2 separate regions of the Homo sapiens genome follow, and region 1 is linked to region 2. The links are chromatin loops, found by intact Hi-C in ENCODE. Cell type or tissue: OCI-LY7. All regions are shown on one strand. Links, peaks and the distances in the headings refer to the core of each region. The heading gives the core; the rest is flanking DNA.

Region 1 (5,040 bases), core at 1,641-4,140, 460 kb after region 2:
CTTTTCAAGATGACTAAAGTCAGAGATGAAAAGGGGATGTAGGAATCTTTGCTTCTATCCTCTCAATCACGTTGGGAAAGTATCTGTGTGGGCTTCTTTTTTTTTTTTTTCTTTTTGAGGCGGAATCTTGCTCTGTCACCCAGGCTGGAGTGCAGTGGTGTGATCTAGGTTCACTGCAACCTCCACGTCCCAGGTTCAAGCCATTCTCCTGCCTCAGCCTCCGGAGTAGCTGGGACTACAGGCACACGCCACCATGCCCAGATAATTTTTGTATTTTTAGTAGAGACGGGGTTTCACCATATCGGCCAGGCTGGTCTCGAACTCCTGAACTTGTGATCCACCTGCCTCAGCCTCCCAAAGTGCTGGGATTACAGGCTTGAGCCACCACGCCCAGCCTTAGGTTAACTTTCAGTTAAGTAATTCAGGAAACAAGGGGTGTGTGTGTGTGTGTGTGTGTGTGTGTGTCCAGCCCAATGCTCACTACTGGGTGGACATCAAAGACTATGAGACAGCCCAGATCCTGGAAAGCAGTAGTAGCTGGGTAGATAGAATGAGAACATGCCTCCATGGAGCTTTCCTCTTGCTTCTGTAGTCCCTGCCTGCTGCTCCATGCTTGAAGTATAGAGATGTGGATTCCACAAGTCCCCATAGTCAACTTTGGTTCCCTCAAGGGAAAGGTCTCGGTTCTGCTGCTACCTACTTGCCTGACCTCAGAAAACTCATCCTTTCTTCCTGCACCTTAGTGTCTTCAACTGTCAAAAGAACGGGGAACACCTGATGGTCTCTAGAGTTCTTCCGGTTTGGAATTCTGTGACTCTGATGTCAAGGCTTTAATTCCTTACAATGCTGGGGGTTGGGGGGTGGCGGTCACTTTAGGCTTCACCTTGGGGTCACCCACCCTCTTTCAGTGAACAACACCCACCCACACGTTCCTTGTCAACTGCTTGATGGTGTAATCATGTATGCATGAATCACGGAACATCAGAAGAGATGGGGAAAAGAGAAAGAAAGGAATAGTACTAAAGGCAAGGATATCTTTCATTCCCTACCTTGGTTAACTTTTTCTTGCATGCCTACTAAGGGCCAAGCACTGTTCTAAAAACAGTTCTAAGCAGACAAATTCTCTAACATGGGACTTAGATTCCCAGAGCTTCAACATTAAACAGTGATTAATTAAAATAAGTACGGAGAATTAGGAATTAGGAGCTGCTTCCCCAAGCCTAGACTTCCTCAATGGCGTCTTTCCTTGGTTTCCTTGACTCCTTTCTGGCTTTTCTATCAAACTAATCTTCTTAAAATACCCAGAGGCTAAAATGCCTGTAATGTTTATCCCTTGTACTTTTTATCCTGTAATGAAATCCAGGCTTCTTAGCTCACTGTTGAGCCCCTCCACAAGCTCTTGGTACCTACTTTTCATCCTTCTTCCTCTCTGTTCACTTAGTTTTCTGAGTCTTTCAACCAAATTAGTCTATTCATGGTCTTCCTAATCGCTTTCTGCATTTTTCTGCTTCCATAGATATTTTTTGTTCTTTAAAGATTCAGTGGTTGGATTTTAAAAGTATACTAAAGTAATGCACATTTATTTTAAGAAATGATACAGAAATATGTAATGAGTTAGCAATCTCTCCTTCATTCCACTCCGTTTCATTTCCTCTGAGGTAACTACATATTTATATTTTTTAAGTTTTGAACTTATGGAAAAGTCACAAAAATAATACAGAAAACGTCCATATACCCTTTACCCAGATTTACCAATTAGTAACATTTTTTAACTCTTTGAAATAGTTTGCAGATATCACGTGCCTTTACACCTTCATAGCTCAGTGTCTATTTCCCAAAAGCAAAAATATTCTTCATATAGTTATCAACTTCAGGAAATTTAACATTGATACAATACTTTAATCTAACTTCCATACTCTAATTTTTTCAATTGACCCAATTCTGTTCTTCATAATTTTTTTGCCGTTCAGTACAGTGTCTGATCAGGATCACATATTATATTTAGTTCTTGTGCTTCTTTAGTCTCCTTTAATCTAAAGTCTCAATTTTTCCTTGTCTTTCATGCCAGTGATGCTTTTAAAGAATAAAGGCCAGTTTCTTTTTGTTTCTAATAAAATACTATTTTGATAATATATTTTACAGTTTATAATTTATATATATGTAATTTTATATTTTAATAATAGTCTATTTCAGGTCTGATGTTTTTCCACATCATTTTCAACGTCATTTCAATACCTGAGAATGTCTCTTCATTTTCCCAAGCCCTACTTGTCGTTCTAGGCTCAGCTCTAATCCCTTTTCCTCTGGTCCTTACTGGAGGCCAGAGGGTACCTCTTGGAACTCTTTACATCTTGGGTCCAGTGTGGTAGCTCATGCCTGTAATCCCAGTGACTCCACTGGGGAGGCCAAAGCAAGAGGATTGCTTGATCCCAGGAGTTTGAGGTTACAGCGAGCTATGATTGAGCCACTTCACTCTAGCCTGGGTGACAGAGCAAGACCCTGTCTCTAAAAAGAAAAGAAAAAAAAGAAACAACTTTTTACATCTGTCATAGCACTTAGCACTGTACTTAGCCTACACAGACTAATTAATAAATATTTGTTGATTAATTTATTTGAGGCACAGCCATGAGTTCAATCAGTGGCAAAGACAGAACTTGTCCTGTAGGCTTAGCAAGTCGAGATTGGTATCTTTGCTGCCAATTGCTTCTGGGGTTTACAATTATTGAGGTAAATTTTGGATTCAAATTGGATCCTTGACTATAGATTTGCCACACCATGGAACTGTGGAGAAGTTGATATTTTTTAAAAGTTTCACAATAGATAATTAAGAACATGAAATAAAAATATTTATTCCCTACTATTTTATTCCTCCAAATTTCAGTAAACTGGAAGAGTGTTCAATTCAGGAAAAGGTTTCAGAGACTAATGAACCAAACTGCTCAAATTATAATCCTACATATTCTAATATAGTCTATTCTTGTGTGATCAATGTATAGAAAGTTGAAGAAGGCTAGTTTGTTTAAAAAATAGGTCCTACAGAGGAGATGCTACATTATAAACTGAGAAGAGTACTTTCATACTAATCACTATCCTTTTGTGGACATCAAATCAACCTTTTTGCCCTTGCCTGAGACAACATTAGACTCTTACCAAGTCTTGATAAATTTTGAAAATCACATGGTTGTTCAATGCCTCCATGTGGTAGAAAAAAATAATTTAGCTCTGTCCTACCTTCCTGTGTTAGCAACATTCAGGCCAATAAAGTACGATAGTGCTTAGGGCCCTTCAATGGGATCAGTGCTATTTTATTTTTTTTAAAAGGCCTATGGAAAAATGACCCAAATTGAAGGTAAATGCCCCAGATCACATTCGTCTTTATGGAATCGACCCTTGTTTTTGAACTTTCCTTATCTTTCTTACAAGGAATGGATTTTTCAGCCAAAGGAGAATTATAAAATGAAACAAGTCGATTGAAATCCAGTGAGTCCATTTTTCCCAGAAAGGCTTTATATAAATTCTTTATAAGTTGCAAACACAAGATTTTTTTTTCTTTGGATGGAAAAAGGAAATCTTTTCTTTTTCTTTTTTTTTTTTATGGAGTCTCACTCTGTCACCAAGGCTGGAGTGCAATGGCATGATCTCGGCTCACTGCAACCTCTGTCTCCTGGGTTCAAGAGATTCTCCTGCCTCAGCCTCCCGAGTAGCTGGGATTACAGGCACTCATCACCACACCCAGCTAATTTTTGTATTTTTAGTAGAGACGGGGTTTCACCATGTTGGCCAGGGTGGTCTCAAACTCCTGACCTCAGGTGATCCGCCCACCTCAGCCTCCCAAAGTGCTGGGATTACCAGTGTGAGCCACCACGCCCAGCAAAGGAAATCCTTTCTATTCAGCAATAAGGTAAGTTAAAAAACTATATTAACCAACGTTAACTTGCTTGACAATTCTTTGGACATGAAATTGGCCAAAGAGAATCTTTATGAAATACTTGAATTTCAGTGTAAGCAACAAGTCAAAAAGTTAAACCAAGTCTCCCTCTTTCAACTGTATTATTTCACCTCCTAGGGATCAACTAGCACCTTGATCTTCAAGTGTTTCTACTTAAATGTACTTGATACACTAAAGATGACTTGAAGGAGAGTTGGGTCATTCTGAAAACCAGGAATAGGTATTAATAAAAACTGGAGCCCACTTTCTCAAAGTCCACAGGATGTCACAGTGTAATACTACTTGGGCTTCTGTGACTGGCTGGTTTTCTAAAATGTAAATTGAGCATTACTATCAAAGCATTCAGTGCATATGTATGCATTTGCTTTACACATGCATAGACTACAACCGAAAACTGCTTTCTCCAAAGGAAATTAGGGGTGGGGGAAGGGGCAGAAAGATATTTTCGTGGCATACTCTCTGGTTTCTTTAGAATAATATAGCATGAAAATGTATTATCTATTTAAAATATATCCATATAGGCAAAATAAATAAATAATGAGGACTATTCTCAGGATGAGGGTGGGGTTGGGGAACTTCAATAGCAGTCATTAGTTCAAGCAACCATGTTACAAATTCAGTGATTCCCTTAGCTTGCTTCCATGTTCCCACTTTCCCAGCTGTCTTGATTGTTAATATATTCTCGAAAATATTATCAGAGACTACTATATTTATTTTATTTATTTACTTATTTTGAGACAGGGTCTCACTCCCACCACCCAGGTTGGAGTACAGTGGCACAATCACAGCTCACTGCAGCCTCAACCTCTGGGGCTCAGGTGATTCTCCCACCTCAACCTCCCAAGTATCTGGGACCACAGGCATGTGCCACCAGGCCTGGCTAATTTTTGCATTTTTTGTAGAGACAGTCTTGCCATGTTGCCCAGGCTGGTCTTGAACTCCTGGGCTCAAGGAGTCTGCCTGCCTTGGCCTCCCAAAGTGCTGGAATTACAGGCGTGAGCCACTGCACCCGGCCCTTTTATATTTAATACATTTTTCTGCAATGTAATTGAGGCTCTTCTCCCACTCCAATATTGCCAGAACTGACAAGA
Region 2 (5,040 bases), core at 1,695-4,194:
GTCCTTAAGCCAACATAAATGATCTTTAATGTAAAATTGTAACAAGTACATAAAGCAGGCTAACGTAGATATTGCGTATCTCAAAGCAGTTGGATTTAAAATAAGTGATAGTTAACGAAATCCAATACTGTAATGAACTTTTGAGAAAAAAATAGTTGATTATGCTTTTTAATTGTGTGTTTGGGGTTTTGGCTTTTATTATTACTGTTAATTTGGCCATAAGCTCATTATGTTAATCAGTTTTAACAGTGTTTCTCCATTTGCTGGATAAGAATTTGGCTGATTGGCCGGGTGCGGTGTTGCATGCCTGTAATCCCAGCACTTTGGGAGACTGAGGCGGGTGGATCAGTTCAGCTCAGGAGTTTGAGACCAGTCTGGGCAACATGATGAAACCCCATCTCTACAAAAAATAGAAAAATTAGCCAGTGTGTTGGCACATGCCTGTTGTCCCAGCTACTTGGGAGTCTTGAGGTGAGAGGATCACTTGAGCCTGGGAAGCAGAGATTGCAGTGAGCCGAGATCATGCTACTGCACTCCAGCCTGGGCAACAGAGTGAGAGCCTGTCTCAAAAAAAAAAAAAAAAAATTCAGCTGATTACTACTTTATAGTTATATTTTCAGCATTAGCTAGGCAATATAATGCAGCAGAAAGGATCCAGAAGTCTTCACATCCATAAAAATTATAGAAAGTGTAGTTTCTATGTATTGCTGGTAGTTGTCAGTCACTATATCTAGCTAATTTTCGATAATATCTTTTGGTTCATTTATTCATTTAGGCATTCATTCAGTACTAATTCGGCCCTGTTTCTGTGCTGTACCCTGTGTCGAGCACTGGGATGTAACAGTGTGCAATACAAAGTCCTTGTCCTTAAGGAATTGATAATCTAGCTGGGAAGGCCTACTTGATGAATTACAGATGAGTTTAGCACAAATTGTCATTGAGAGATGCTGTGTGCTTTAGGACGATTTCACATAGGAGTCTAACCCAGACTGGGAGTTCAGGGACAACTTTACTGAGGAATAATATTTAAGTGAAGACTTGAATGATATATAAGAGTTAGCAGGACTAAGGCGGGGATGTAGGGAGAAGGAGTACTTATAGTTTAGTGGGAACAGTATGTGCAAGAACTGGAGTATGAAAGAAGAATTCAAAAAGGTTAATATAGGTGGAATGTAGAGAATATTGAGTGACTTGAAGCTATAAAGATTGGTAGGAGTTAGATCATGCAGTGTATTTTAGGCTACGCTGAGGATTTTAGACTTTATCTGACATATAGAGAAAGCCATCAAAATGAGTGAAAGTAGAGTGATTAGTTTGTCTATTTAAAGGCTAAGCCCCTGGAGATTGGAGGGAAGCAAAATTGGATGTGGGGAGATGACCAAAGGCTGTGGCGGCAACTTGACTGAAAGATGTGGTACCTTGAGGGAGAAAAGTGGGCAGTCTGAGAGCTACCTGGGAAGTATAATAAACAAGACTTGCAAACCATGAGAAAAGATTACTTAAGATTTCTTCCTGGTGTTGCTATCACCAAGATGGGTAAAACTGGAAGTATTTGTTGGTACACTTCCAGTGGTTGTATTTGTGTGGGTGGGCATGTTATTTGTGCATTTTATGATCAAAATGTGCAGTCTAACTGGCTCATTAAAAACTTGACAAAATTTAGGTGAGTTAGCAATTCTGAAACAACTTTATGTGTAGTTTAAGATTAAGCAACTAAATATGTGGTGGATATTAAGAGTTAATTTTTTTAACATCAGAAAAAAAGAGCTAGAAATAAGGTAAAGGGGAATCTATAATGAACCTTGGATTAGAATTTGAGATATCAGTATGAATGAATGGAGATAAAGAGAAGGTTGCATATATGTGTATGTGTACATGTATGCCTTATATATTTCTTACTTCTGTTCATGAGAGGGCCTAGAAGCAGTGACATCATAGCTCCAGTCAATACACCCAGTACCAGATCTTGGGTTTAAGTGCCAGGCACCAATAAAAGGAACCAGAGTTCCTTGGAAAAACTGAATTGGGGACTGGGACTGGGACTGGGGAAGTACAGGATGAAAGTGGCAAAATGTTCAAAAAATGATGGGAGCATGTCAAAAGAATGTATGAGCCAACTCTAAGGAGCTCTCAGTGGCCAAATTAGGGACACTTTGAGCACTATAATAATGGGCCATAACCCATAAAATAAAAAGTGGTATCCAGATATAATTAAGTAAATTCAAACGGGAGAAAGGAACACACTTTCTTGCCATGGAATTCCAATTAGTAAATGAAGAGTCATTGATATAGGAAATTACCATTTGAAAAGAAACACTACAGTAATAATTGTTTTAGGTGAGAACAGTTAGTGGACAATGTAAGATGGTTATAAACAGGATATTTACAGTCACAAAAAGATCTCACTAAAAGATATTTACTATAATTATAAAGGAATCATAGTAACCTTACAGTGGAGAAAATGGACATCTTCTTAACCAACTAATCAAAGTAGACATACTAATAATGAGACATGGATATCATGCATTTTCTGATATGATGTACTGAGAACGACACAACATTACTTTTGTGGTATTCTTGACAAAATGCATATCCTGAATTTAATCATAGAAAACATCAAACCCAAATTGAGGGCCATGCTACAAATTATTGACTAGATTTTTAGAAAGTGTCAAGATTATGAAATATGAACTAAGCAACTGTGCCAGATTAAAGGAAACCAAAGAGATCTGATAACTAAATGCAGTGTGGTATTTGGATCAAACACTGGACTAGAAGGAAGATATTAGTAGGACAATTAACAAAATTTGAATAAGGTTTATAGATCAGTTAATAGAATAATATCAGTATTAGTTTCCTGATTTAGATAATTGTACTGTGGTTATATAAGATGTTAATGTTTGGGGAAGCTGGGTGAAAGGGATATGGGAATTCTTTGTGTAATGCTTTGTAAAGTCTGAAATTATTTCAAGATTAAGAATTAAAAAATTACAAAAACTTAGAGACCCTAGTTAAATGTTTTCTTTAATTTAATGAAGGGAAGAGGAGATGATATGGTGGGGTTGGTTTTATTAAATTTGACTTTATAATTATGTTATGTTTAAATTTTGATTCCTGAGTATTTACTTCACTTGAGGATTTTTTTTTAAATCTTCCCATTCTCTTAAACATTGTCTTGGGAACAGATGTATTTTTATTGTGTTAGCAAGATGTGTCTTTAAAATATTTTCTTGAAATACAGTAATTGCACTTCTAGAAATGGATTCATTTTAACCTGATTTAAAATAATCAAAGTAGTCAGAGTGATTAATTTTATGTTTGTTTTAGTTTATTTTTAATTGTCAGGAATAACGGGAAATACTGAAATATTTAGAGAAAAAGAGTTAGGATGAAAAGAGGGAAAACATTTAAAGTCTTTAAATATTTGGATAATACTGTGAATTTTCAGTTGTTAACTCCCATTTAATACATGGATAAGCTGAAGCCTAGAAGCTTAACTGTTTTGCCAGGACCTACGTAGTTAACCTATATTGGAGGTGACATTTTAACCTGTGTCTGTATGTCAGGCTCCAGATTTTCCCACAATACTGTAATGAATAAAAGATGTATATATTCTACTGAATTGTAAAGAGCCATTACTCTTTAAAATTTTTTCTTTTTGCCTGTTTGATAATCATGTTTTCAGAATGCACAGTTTTTAACATTTATTTACATTAAATTTTTAGCTAAAATACAGAGTATTTATAAATTGGTTATGGAAAAGTGAGGAAAAATAATTTGCATCTACTATGCACTATATTTTTTTCTTCTTGTGAAGCAAGTGCCTGTCATGCTCTGGAAAATATAAATATGAAATCTGAACAGTTGATGATTATAAAAATAATTACAGGTTGCCATTATGAAGCACACAGTCACACCTAATCCTTTAAATAAATGTGCTTAACTACACTAAAATACATGTTTTAAAATGTTAAACAGAGACATTCTAAAAAGACACGTGAAAACCATTTAATTTTTTTAAAGAAAAAGATGCTGAGTGGGTCCATAGTGGGAATTATTTTAAAACAAGAAAAAAGAAATCTTTAGCCCTGGAAACCCTTCTTGGACTGCATTAGAAATAAATTTCCTGATGTAGCCTGTAAGTCAGTCAAAACAGGGAAGACTGAATGCTGGGAGCAATAGGTGTGTTTGTTAACTCTGAAATACTGAAAGTCAGAAACATGTGAAAAGGATGGTCATGTTAAGTAGGATCTTTAAAGTCGGTATATAAACCATTTCTTTGCCTTCTATTCAAGCAATATACTTTCATCCTTCTGTTGTGTTTCCTCAATTCCTACACTTTGTTTTCGTACTCCCCCCACCAGGAATGAGGCACCAACACCAGTGGGAGAGTTTTAGATTCCTTAGAAATTCTGCTTATATAAGTGAGTACATCAAATGATCTTTGCCACAAAAATGATGAATGTTTCTTTTGAAATGCAGACCATGGTTCCAAGAAGTTTATGCTCACAGAATCAGGAGCCTTGCATTGAAAAGGTGTAAGTCTTGCTAATAGCCTAAAAGTCTATTTTTTTCACCCAACTGCAGCATTAAATATTGGAGGTAAGACTACAGACCTAAAGAGCAGACTGGGAAGCAACAAATTATCTTATTGGTGGTGATGTTCCTTATAGTAACAATGATGAACTTTTATAGAGCACTTCCTGTATGCCAGACAGGAACCCATTAACTCATTTAATCTTTACAGTTGTTTAAGTACTCATCTTATCCACATTGTGTGGATGAAGAAACTGAAGTATAATTAGATAAATTTACCCAAAGCCACACTATTGAGATTCTACTTGAGGGCATTGTAGGTCTCATTTTGGACATATGAACTCTGGTAGTTATAAATACAGTATATGTTTTTCTAGTTGTGTCTTCACCTAGAATCTTCAAGACCACAAGCTAAAGGTTTGAGTGTAGGTAAGCTTAGGTTTAGGGTCTGCATTTGAGCATCTTATCCAGCTGACAGCTGTGAACAGAAATTAAAGGTAGCAT

The links. Hi-C counts contacts between places; a loop is a spot of excess contacts. Peaks named below come from ENCODE experiments on the same cell type or tissue, not always from the same donor. Only the 100,000 strongest peaks of a DNase experiment are listed, where the experiment ranks them.
Region 1: a loop joins it to region 2, with 2.1 times the contacts of the local background. A loop is called at or near these places in 1 of 110 quality-filtered maps.

What each region holds. Positions count from the first base shown.
Region 1 is chr3:23,797,725-23,802,764 of GRCh38, forward strand. No RefSeq gene overlaps it. Among named protein-coding and RNA genes, the nearest start is that of UBE2E1, 5.7 kb to the right of the region's middle. In OCI-LY7, for the core only: CTCF peaks have their summits at 3,198 and 3,402; a DNase peak (open chromatin) is centred at 3,187.
Region 2 is chr3:23,336,573-23,341,612 of GRCh38, forward strand. The region is part of intron 3 of UBE2E2 (ubiquitin conjugating enzyme E2 E2); the gene reads left to right. Among named protein-coding and RNA genes, the nearest start is that of UBE2E2, 140 kb to the left of the region's middle. In OCI-LY7, for the core only: a CTCF peak has its summit at 3,023; no DNase peak of the experiment used is centred there; H3K4me3 peaks cover 890 bases; H3K27ac peaks cover 1,381 bases.